Linked DNA regions of Homo sapiens: regions 1 and 3 are each linked to region 2. The links are chromatin contacts, found by Hi-C or POLR2A ChIA-PET in ENCODE. All regions are on one chromosome and are shown on one strand. Each heading gives the region's core, a stretch centred on a gene start or an enhancer-like site at or near the end of the contact. The rest is flanking DNA. Distances are from core to core; before and after follow the strand shown.

Region 1 (3,656 bases), core at 266-2,765, 1.3 Mb after region 2:
GAAGTGCCTATTACATTTTACCTTAATGTTTATTTATCATCCAAGTGTTCTTGATATAAAATCAGTATACAGAAAATTTTAAGAGAACTTACATTCAAGGGACATAGAGGGAAAATGTTAATGTGTATTTCATTGTTTCTTGTGGAATTTTTTTTTCATTCGGTTTGAGAATGGACAGTGTGTCTAAGGATGTGATTTAAATTTACTTAGGATGGATTTAGCATTGAGGTTATTAAGACAAAGTTAGCAGAGGCCAGCCAGCACTGTGCTGCACAACTCCAGGAACTCCATGGTATGCTCACAATTTTCTGCAAGTTGCCTCCACTTCCAAGTGGCCAGTGATTTGTTAAAATACCTTGCCCAAGAATATAACTGATTGATGAAAGGGCATATTTAGGTCAATATAAAATAATAGCAAGTATTTACTGAGAGCTTACTGTGTGCTAGGCATTTTCTTAATATTTCAATGTGTATTTAATCCTCACAACAACCCAATGTGGTAGGTTATTGATATCCTCTTCTTAAAAATGAGTAAATGGAGGCCCAGAGAAATGTAATTTGCCTGAGATCAAATTAAGGTTGCTTAAGATCAAACTGCTAAGAAGGGGCAGTTTGAGTCTGAGCTAGTGCTCCTAAACACTGGACATTTTTGCTGTGAACCACAGTCGGGAAGGTTTAATGTTTAGACTCTTTCCTCAGAGGCTTTTAACTACACACAATTTTGACATGTTTTCCAAGCTCAGAAAGCTCATTAAAAACAACTAAAACTGACCTGACTTGTCACTTGGAGTTGACAATCCCAGTGCCTTCTGACCTTTGTGGCACTTCTTTGGAACTTAAATCAGACTTCCATGTGCAAGGAGCACTAATTATCATATAATCAAGAATACTAGATAATTATCGTCTAACCTTTGCTAGGTGCTTCAGGATGCCCTTATCTGGCTCAGGTGTGCAGCCTTCTAGAATCCAAGTGATGTGTTGCCCTAAACAGGCAAACGCCCCCTTCTGGGTGGTCCAGTGGCGGGGGATTTTGAGTTTTGGGTTAGCTTGGCACACCGCAGGCAGCCAGCGGTCACGTTTCACTAATACCTCAATTTGCTACAGCTGGTCTGTGGGCTTAGGAACCAGTAACTCTAGAATTGTATAATGCAAAGAACATACACGATTCAAGCAATGTGCCCTGAGCACCTTGTACATCTGGACAATAAAAAAAAGTTAAAACAGAAGTGCCCTACATTAGGAGAGGGAGTCGAATCGGATGCTGACAGGGTCTCTGTTTGGGGGACGAAGAGGGCCTAAGGGTTTCAAATAGTTAACTGCTTCCCCAAGCACCAAAGTTGTTAGACGTCAGACGTCAGACGTCACCCAAGTGGGGTGGAGCCGACGTGCCCCGGAAGTCAAGATGCCCCGCCCCGGGATCGGTGGCACCGCGCCGCGCAGGCGCAGGCGTCGCTGCCGCCGGCGCAGGCGCCGCTGCCTCGGGTACTTCCCAGGCTCCGCGCCTGCGCACTGCCGTCCGCCACGCCCCGCAACCTCCTGGTTCCAAGTGGGAGACATGGTGCTGTCGGAGCTAGCGGCGCGCCTCAACTGCGCCGAGTACAAGAACTGGGTGAAGGCGGGCCACTGCCTGTTACTGCTGCGCAGCTGCCTGCAGGGTTTCGTCGGCCGCGAGGTGCTCTCCTTCCACCGCGGCCTACTCGCCGCAGCCCCCGGCCTGGGGCCCCGCGCCGTCTGCCGCGGCGGCTCACGGTGCAGCCCTCGCGCCCGCCAGGTGAGCACCTGGCTCGGGGCCTTGACCACCGCCCCCACCCCACCCCTCCTCATCCCCGTTCCTGTCCCAGACCCAGAGCGCAAGTGTCCTGTTCCCTCCGCGATGCGGGGCCCACCGCGACGTCCCTCCCTCCTGGGCCCCTCCTCACCGCCGCCCCCTGTAGTTTCAGCCTCAGTGTCAGGTGTGCGCTGAATGGAAAAGGGAGATTTTGAGACATCATGTCAACAGAAATGGAGATGTGCACTGGGGAAACTGCCGGCCGGGCCGCTGGCCCGTGGACGCCTGGGAGGTGGCCAAGGTAAGCGCCTGAGGCGGGGACGGAAGGAGGAAGCGGCGGGTCACCCAGCACTCGGGGTGGCTATCTGGTCTTGTGGTCGCCGGGGCCTCATAAACAGATGCAGAGAGAGAGATTGATCAAGGGTCTAGGCGGTTCAGGGGTGGTATGCGGGACCCAACCCAGCTTAGTGAAGTAGAAGCTTTCTTCTACCCGTCTGCTTCCTGAGGGCATTTGAGTTTGTTACCCCTGCTTGGAAAGTTACAGGAAAGAGTTCTACAAGAGATACTGGGGCAAGATGCAGAGCGAGCATCATGAGCACAGGCAGGGAGGGAGGGAGACTCTTGTGTGGCCTGTTTGAGGGTAAGGCTCGCTGAACAGCTCATCAGCTCTTTTTTGGCTATAGGATGCCGTAAGGATGACAGAGTAAGCCAAGGGAAGTTAGGGCTAAAATAGCACCTTAAGTGCCCAGTTAAAGGCACTTTGGGTAGCTGGGAATGGGGTAGGCAGCCGGATCTGTCTTCAGATCTTGGCAATGTCACTTACTAAGTAGATCGAGTAGGAAATTTTTTTGCCCAGTAAGGGACGGAGAGGGACAGCCAGAAGTGGCTTCCTAACACAAATTGACTTTAGCAGTCAGTCTACATGCCAGTAGTTATCAGCAGGCACAGGGTGGGCACTGGAAAGGAGCAGTGCCTGGGAAGCAGATGATCTGAGTCCTGGATCAGCTGCCGTGGTGTGACACTGGGCCAGCTTGTGCTCCCCAATCTCAAAAATGAAAGGACGGCCGGGCGCAGTGGCTCACGCCTGTAATCCCAGCACTTTGGGAGGCCGAGGCGGGCGGATCATGAGGTCAGGAGATCGAGACCACGGTGAAACCCCGTCTCTACTAAAAATACAAAAAAATTAGCCGGGCGCAGTGGCGGGCGCCTGTAGTCCCAGCTACTCGGGAGGCTGAGGCAGGAGAATGGCGTGAACCCGGGAGGCGGAGCTTGCAGTGAGCGGAGATCGCGCCACTGCACTCCCGCCTGGGCGACAGAACGAGACTCCGTCTCAAAAAAAAAAAAAAAAAAAAAAAAAAAAAAAAAAAAAAAAAAAAATGAAAGGAATTGGGGCCGGGCGCGGTGGCTCATGCCTGTAATCCCAGCACTTTGGGAGGCCAAGGTGGGAGGATGGCTTGAGCTCAGGAGTTCAAGACCACCCTGGATAACATGGCAAAACCCCGTCTCTACAAAAAAATACAAAAATTAGCTGGGTGTGGTGGTGCATGCCTGTAGTCCCAGCTACTCAGGAGGCTGAGGTGAGAGGATCACTGGAGCCTGGGAAGTCGAGGCTGCAGTGAGCCGTGATCACACCACTGCATTCCAGCCTGGGTGACAGAGCAAGACCCTGTCTTAAAAAATTGAACTGTATCAGGGGTCCCCAGACTTTTGGGTATCACGAGCCGGTAAACCCACCACACCTACACCATCTTCCCCATTTTTTTCCACTGCAGCCATAGAGTTGCTGACTTCTACTTCTACCTAGAAAAGAGAAAAAAAACAGAAAGAAAGAAAACTCTGCCCTTTACAATGCCTGTCCCTCATCTGTTTGGTCTGCGTTGCTGCTTTC
Region 2 (3,367 bases), core at 482-2,981:
CAATCGTCTGTCTCTCTTTTTTTCACCTGCACTTTCTTTTCTGTTTTACTTTATGATTGTCCTTTTCTACCTCTGAGCATAGGTCCCTGTAGAAGACAACAAACCCCAAAATGAAGTCGACAAGGCTTGGTATAGCTCAGTCTTGGGCTGGGGAAAAGAAGTGAAGCTGACAAGGTGACTTGAGAGGGTCCCTGTGCACTTCAGGGCAGAATGGAGTGACGCCTTATTCATTAGACATGAGCTGGACATGCCAACTTGTGGTGAGTAACTCTTGGACCCTTAAAGGAGGCAATGTTTCTCAAGTTCTGAAGCCCCCGTCTCTAGAGAATGCACAAGCTCTTTGAGAAAGGAGGAAAACCGTGTGCAATTACACTTGTCCTCTGATCTGCATTTAAAAAAAAAAAAAAGGTTTAGTACCCAAATCCTTAGCAGGCAAATCTCTCAGCCTTTTGAGGGAGTGGTCAAGGGTTTGCACGAAACGTTTCTGAAGAGAAAATAGGCTGTGAGTCTCCACATCACCCCCTCCACTTTGGTATTAATAAATACTTTTTTTAAAAAAAATACTGCACTGAGAAATTTACCAGACGATTTCTGGAAACTGACTTATGAACTAATTGGGCACTTTTGCTGTGCGGAGGAACAAAGACACTATTGGTCTTCAACTGAGGCATATACCTGTCTGATGGCGCTGGCTCATTCCGCACATGCTCAGTTGAACAGAAATCTTCATATTGAATGCAACCTAGCACAGCGGCAACACCCAGAACCTCACTCCCTGGCTGCTCCTGTGCCTGCACTCCCTCTAGTTGCATTCTGTTCCTGACAAGTCTAACATTTATAGGGAGTATAGAGAGCAGAGTAGGTCCTGGGAGTTTGAGGACAATATACAAATGAGCTTAAAGTCACGGTTTGTCCCTGCCTTCCTAGCTTCTCTCTAGGTTGGTCTCTAGTGAGGGTAGGCGCTGGATAGATATTTGTTGAGTTTGGGGCAGAACGTGGGAGAAGCTGTCTCTATAGATGACCGTTTGCTGTCGCACACCTTCCTAGGCAGTTTTTGTTTAGTCCTTTTCTTGGACGACCTCCCCTTACCCCCAGCCCTCATCTTCATTAAGGAATGACAGGGTAGCACTAAAAGCATCCGCTGCCAAGCACGGATTCAGTGACAACCTCTCTCCACCTCTCTTTTAGCTTTCTCATTCATTAGCACCCTTTCCCTGCCTCTTTTCCCAGCAAAAAACTGGGAAAGGCTCCCTGCGATTACAAAAGAAGGAAAGGGGAGCGGCCAGAGTTTCGTGCCTCTTGCCGGACAACGAGCGTGCAGCCGTGGACCTTTTGTCTCCAGCCCCTTTCGCGGCTTGGTCGCGGCTAGGCGCGGAGGCGACGACCCCAACCAGCCCCGCCTCGGCAGCTGCAGCCGGCGCGCCCCACTCAACCCCCCGCGCCCTCTAGAATCCCGGTGCCCGCCCGTTCGCCGTGACGCGGCCGGCGCCCCGCGCATGCGCCGCTCGGCCCGCTCCCCTTTCCCTGGGCCACCGCCTCCCGACCGGTTGGAGTGGGCGGAGCCTGTGGTTCTGGAAGCCGCGCCGCCGACGGGGGAGGAGGGCGTGTCTGCGCGAGGCGGGTGAGCGGGGCTGGCGAGCCGGTCGGCTGCTGAGGCGTAGGGGCGGAGCAGAAGGCGGCGGCCGCGGCTCCCGCCCGCACAGAGCGCCGGTCCCGCGAAGCCCCCTCCCACTCCCGGGCGGGCGGTGGCGGCTGCGGGAGGAGGAGAAAGAGGAGGGAGCGTCTCTGCCGCCGCCTCCTGGTCCCCAGCGCCGATCCGCCGCCGCCGCCACCTCCCTCCGCGGCGATCCTCGCTCCATGGTCCTGCCGCGGCCCCCTCTGTAGCCCGAGCTGCTCCGCGACGCGACGGAGCCGGCCTCGGACAGAGGGAGCGGTCGCGGCCTCGCGGCCCGCGCGGGCTGACGAGCGGAGAGCGCGACGCCGCGCGGTCCCCGAGGATCCGCACGCCGGGCAGCGCGGCCCGAGCAGCGCGAGAAGCAGCGGGCGGGCGGGCGGCGCCGGGCCCGGGCCGCCCTCGCTCCCGCGCCCCGGCCCCGCCGCCCGCGCCGGGGCGGTCGCCTGCAGAGGAAGGCGCCGCAGTCTCTGGGCCTCGCGGCCCCACTCGAGCGTCCTCGGCACCGAGGGCTCGCGGGTCCTGAGGGGAGGAGGCGATCCCGGGGCTGGGCACTGAGCTCTTGGGCGCCCCCACCCCCGTTTTCGAAGCCCTCCACGCTGCGGCCGCTATCCCCTCCGGACCATGGCCGACGACGACGTGCTGTTCGAGGATGTGTACGAGCTGTGCGAGGTGATCGGAAAGTGAGTCTCCACGCGAGGGAGCGGGAGTGTGGAAAAATGCATTTCAGTGATGCCCCGGTCTTCCCGCACCCGCTCGGGGCCTGCCCCCTGCCCTCCCTCCTTCCCCTCTTCCCCTCTCGTCCTTCTCATCCTGGAGTATTTATAGACGTGTACCTGGAGCTCCTGCCAGGCGGGGGCCTGGGGGTTCTCAGCGGTCCATTGAGGCCACCGAGCCGAGGTTGGCCACCCCGTAAGGCGTGGGGCCGGCTGCCTGCATTTTATCTGACGGTTGCACAGGGACGTGGCACAGCCGATTTTATAGTTGCTTCAGTTGGGGTTATTGTTACCTTGCATGTACCATAGACCATTTTTGAAACAGAGCAGCTTGCATTTCCTTTGCTTGTGTGGTGAGAGAGTCCAGGGTTTTAATTGTGGGGTGTGTGTCTATTGTGCGGGATATTAGACAGATGCCTTTGTGTACACCCCATGCTCGGATTGGAGGGGGTCATTTAAGACGGGGTGCTTTCAGTTTCAGCAAATTCCCTCCTGGTGTACACGAACGTGGAAAGAGTTGGGGGCATTCGAATTTTTAATGCCTTGTTATGCAATGACTGTTCAATCAGTGCTCGAGACTCCCCTCGACTGTTGTTGGGATGGTGGTTAGCGTGGTAGAGCCGTCTGCTTTGAGTCACCGGGCTGGTCTAGAATATAGAACTGACAGTCCAAATGCTCATCCTTTCATCTGTGTTGTATAATTACGCTGGGGAAAAGCAGGGAATCAGATTAATCACAGTGCTGATTGAGAATTAAATCTGCAGTTCCTCATCTAATTGTCCATTCCTTAAATCTATTTTGAATAGTTTCCTTTTCATTCTTGTCAAACAGTACTCCAAGTGCACAATCCTGCTAATTTGCTTGTGAAGGAAATGCTGGCAATCTGAAGTTGATTTCCTAACACAGCGTGTATTCTGCGGCTTTAGAAGTTGAGGAGATAAGATTTAAGAGCAAATTTTTGCTTAATAAGGATCGCTAG
Region 3 (3,595 bases), core at 152-2,651, 1.1 Mb before region 2:
GTCTCTTGTTCTGAGCTCCTGTACGTTTGGGAGCAGGTACAACTAGTCAGCATCACGTGCAACTAGAATCTCAAATACCAACTTACTCTGGGATATCTGCGATTCAGGTGTTGTTTCTGCATATCTTGAAAAAATTTTCAGTGTTATATTGTCTTTCTGAGCAATAATATTTATATGCTGTAATAAAAAATCCAGTAAAACTCCAAATATGACTTTCTGTTCACTACTAGATATATATATTTAGAGCATTTTAAGAGGTTTCTCTTCTAAAAATGAAAGTGACACTGTGATAACTGTAGGCCTTAGACCTTAGGAGACATTGCAACTTCTATGATTGCTCTCCCTGAATGCTGCAATGAGACTGTCACATAAGGAAGTTTATCTATCCTATTTAAGGATGAGAACCACAGAGCCCCAGCTGATGATTAGAATCAACTGCCAGACATGTGAGTGGGGATCTTGGGCCTTGCAGCCCAACTGATGCTCCAGCTGACAACGGTTGTATGAGTGAGCTCAGGTGAAACTAACAAAGGGATTTCCCTGTAAACTTACACACAACGGTGAGACATAATATTTTGTTGTTATTTAAAATTACTAATTTTAAATAATTTTTCAGGTGTCTCATTATGCAGCAATAGATAAGTGATAGAAGCAGAAATATTACTTGAGGCCGAGCATGGTGGTTTATGCCTGTAATCCCAGCACTTTTGGAGGCTGAGGCAGGAGGATTGCTTGAGCCCAGGAATTCAAGACCAGCTTGGGCAACATAGTGAGACGCAGTCTCTACAAATAATACAAAAAGTAGCTGGGACTGATGGTGTGCACCTGTGGTCCCAGCTACTTGGGAGGCAGAGGCAGGAAGATTGCTTGAGCCCAGGAGGCGGAGGCTGTAGTGAGCCATGATCATGCCACTGTACTCCAGCCGGGGCAACAGAGAGAGATCTTGTCTCTAAAAAAAAAAAAAAAAAAAAAGAAAGAAAAAAGAAAGAAAGAAATACTATTTGCCCAAGTCAGAGTATTATTATTTTCAGCATTTTCGTGACAAGCAGGTACAAGTTGTCCCTGTTCAGCTAAGTCACATGGCTTGGTAGGCAAAATCAGCTGCAATTCTGCAAACATAGTAACTGTGGTATAGTTTTTGTTCAGTGAAGACAAATTACCTATTTTATTATCTAAATTTTAAACCCTTTAATATGCTTTCCCAAAAGTTGTCTGAAAATTTTTTTAAAAATCACGAAAGAAAACTAGTGGAAAGCATGACCTAAAAAATGCAATGATTTTCTCAACCTGAAACCAGAAAAATAGAACATTCAAGTATTGAATGAGACATTTTAGTTCAAACTTTGAGGAAGTGACATTTCAGCATAGAACTGAAAGCAGTGAGGGAGTTTGCTGTGCAGTCATCTGGAAGAAGTGGACCAGGCAGAGGGAATAGGAAGCTCGTGCAAAGGCCCCAGTTCAGGAATGCAGTTGTCACGTTCTTAGTATGATTAACTTTTGATAACTATTTATAGTGAGAACAGTGTAGAATAACACAATTGAAAATAAGCTAAACTTTATGAAATTCTTTATTTTCAACATAAAGCGGGATACAAAGTTGACTAATAGAAAAGCAACTTCTGTCTCACTTTCAATAAAAAAAAACTAAAGGACATTGGCTTTAAGTATTTGCTAGCTCAAAATCTGGTTGTAATCTATGTCTCTACATCATTGCCTGGCTCTAATCTCCACCCTTATGACCAACCCAGGTGTCTGGGAGTCTAGTCCAAGTTTCTTGTTCTGAGCCCCTGTAAGTTTAGAAGCAGGCACAACTAGTAAACATCACATGCCACTGGAATCTGAAATGCCAACTTATTTTGGGTGTTCTGGGATTCAGGGGTTGTTTCTGCATTCCCTGAGAAAAATGCTCAGAGTGTTACATTGTCTTTCTAAAAAATAATATTTGTGTGCTAATAAAAAATCCTCCTGAAGTCTAAATATGACTTCTTGTTCACTACTAGATGTACATTTATGGCATTTTAAGAGGTTTCTCTTCTAATTTTTTTCTCTTCATAAAAAAGTATCAAATTTATTTTAATATGTAGTTTCATTTTAAAATTAGAGCTGTTGGACAATTGTTTGTAACTTAAAATTAATTATCAGAGGTGCATAAAACATTAACCAGTTATTAAATACTGACAGTGGATAAAATTACTGGACCAAGTATTTATAAATGCCAGGTTTAATAGTAAGAAGCTCCAGTTACACTACTTAGCTAAAAGAAACATGCTTTAGGCCAGGCGCGGTGGCTCACACCTATAATCCCAGCACTTTGGGAGGCTGAGGCAGGTGGATCACGAGGTCAAGAGATCGAGACCATCCTGGCCAACATGGTGAAACCCCGCCTCTACAAAAAATACAAAAATTAGCTGGGCATGTTGGCGCATGCCTGTAGTCCCAGCTACTCGGGAGGCTTAGACAGGGGAATCACTTGAACCTGGGAGGCGGAGGTTGCAGTGAGCTGAGATTGTGCCACTGCACTCCAGCCTGGTGACAGATCGATATTCTGTCTCAAAAAAAAAAAAAAAAAGAAAGCATGCTTTAGCTCTTCTAGTAATTGCACATTTTTATTTTTAAATAATTTATTCTTACCCAATTACTACCATGCCCAATGAAATTTTCCAAATTTTAAGACGTTCTTTACTACTTATGAAGTATGACTTAACTGTTAACTCTTTGAGAGTTCTTTGAGAGTTCTTGAAACATCATTTGAAGTCTTAAGTCTCACCTTGAACCTATTCGATCAAAAAATATTGAACATTACTACCACATAAATTAAAACAGAGAATGGGATAAAAAACCGAAAGTGGAATCTATATAAACAGCAAATTATGGGATAGTACATTCTATTTCACAGTGGTACTTAGCATACGAATAAACTGGTTCTTGGCTGAATGCGGTGGCTCACGCCTGTAATCCCAGCACTTTGGGAGGCCAAGGTGGGTGGATCACGAGTTCAGGAGATCGAGACCATCCTGGCTAACACGGTGAAACCCCGTCTCTACTAAAAATACAAAAAAAAAAAAATAGCCGGGCGTGGTGGCAGGCACCTGTGGTCCCAGCTACTCGGGAGGCTGAGGCAGGAAAATGGCGTGACCCTGGGACATGGAGCTTGCAGTAAGCCGAGATCACGCCACTGCACTCCAGCCTGGGTGACAGAGTGAGACTCTTGTCTCAAAAAAGAAAAAAAAAAAAAAAAGAATAAACTGGTTCCAAGTTACTACAGCGTTTGGCATATTTATTGCAAGCTTTAAATAATAATGTCACTTTTCTCAACAAGTTATCTCTAAAAAAATGGCAGTGCTTTTAGGTACAAAAACTGTTATATCTAGTAGGCAAAATTCTACACAGTCAAAATAAAAGAATTTTTTATAAAATTATGTTTTAAAAATGCAGAATGTCTTGATAATTACTAGTTGTCTGAAAGACTAAAATCAGAAAAATGCATCAATTAGATGTACTTATTGATTAATATTACTTTGCTTTGATAAAGCCAGAAATGATTCTATTCCAAGAAATAAGCAATAATAATAAGATATGTGATTAATGTACTGTA

The links. Hi-C counts contacts between places; a loop is a spot of excess contacts on that map. ChIA-PET counts read pairs that join two places held with the same protein, here RNA polymerase II (POLR2A). Pooled maps may share reads with other maps.
Region 1: a loop to region 2 is called in a map of B cell, with 12 times the contacts of the local background. The contact joins the promoter of CXorf38 here to the promoter of CASK in region 2. A Hi-C loop is called at or near these places in 2 of 168 maps with a recorded cell type or tissue (B cell and CD4-positive, alpha-beta memory T cell) and 6 of 50 pooled maps. POLR2A ChIA-PET finds 5 or more read pairs at or near these places in 1 of 52 experiments (GM12878).
Region 3: a loop to region 2 is called in a pooled map, with 9 times the contacts of the local background. The contact joins the enhancer-like site here to the promoter of CASK in region 2. A Hi-C loop is called at or near these places in 3 of 37 single-sample maps with no recorded cell type and 4 of 50 pooled maps.

Annotation. Positions count from the first base shown.
Region 1 is chrX:40,645,420-40,649,075 of GRCh38, reverse strand. CXorf38 (chromosome X open reading frame 38) reads left to right here and starts at 1,515. Exons shown (of 7, transcript NM_144970.3): 1 at 1,515-1,771; 2 at 1,935-2,069. The coding sequence starts at 1,556. It overlaps MED14 (mediator complex subunit 14), which reads left to right. Exons shown (of 31, transcript NM_004229.4): 31 at 1-771. RefSeq lists silencers at 1,299-1,479, 1,315-1,614, 1,735-1,884 and an enhancer at 2,135-2,334.
Region 2 is chrX:41,921,918-41,925,284 of GRCh38, reverse strand. CASK (calcium/calmodulin dependent serine protein kinase) reads left to right here and starts at 1,731. Exons shown (of 27, transcript NM_001367721.1): 1 at 1,731-2,355. The coding sequence starts at 2,297. RefSeq lists silencers at 1,377-1,956, 2,227-2,276.
Region 3 is chrX:43,000,842-43,004,436 of GRCh38, reverse strand. No RefSeq gene overlaps it. Among named protein-coding and RNA genes, the nearest start is that of PINCR, 170 kb to the left of the region's middle. Within about 2 kb of position 1,401, at least 2 of the 41 ENCODE cell types and tissues checked have a DNase peak (open chromatin) inside an H3K27ac peak, as active enhancers do.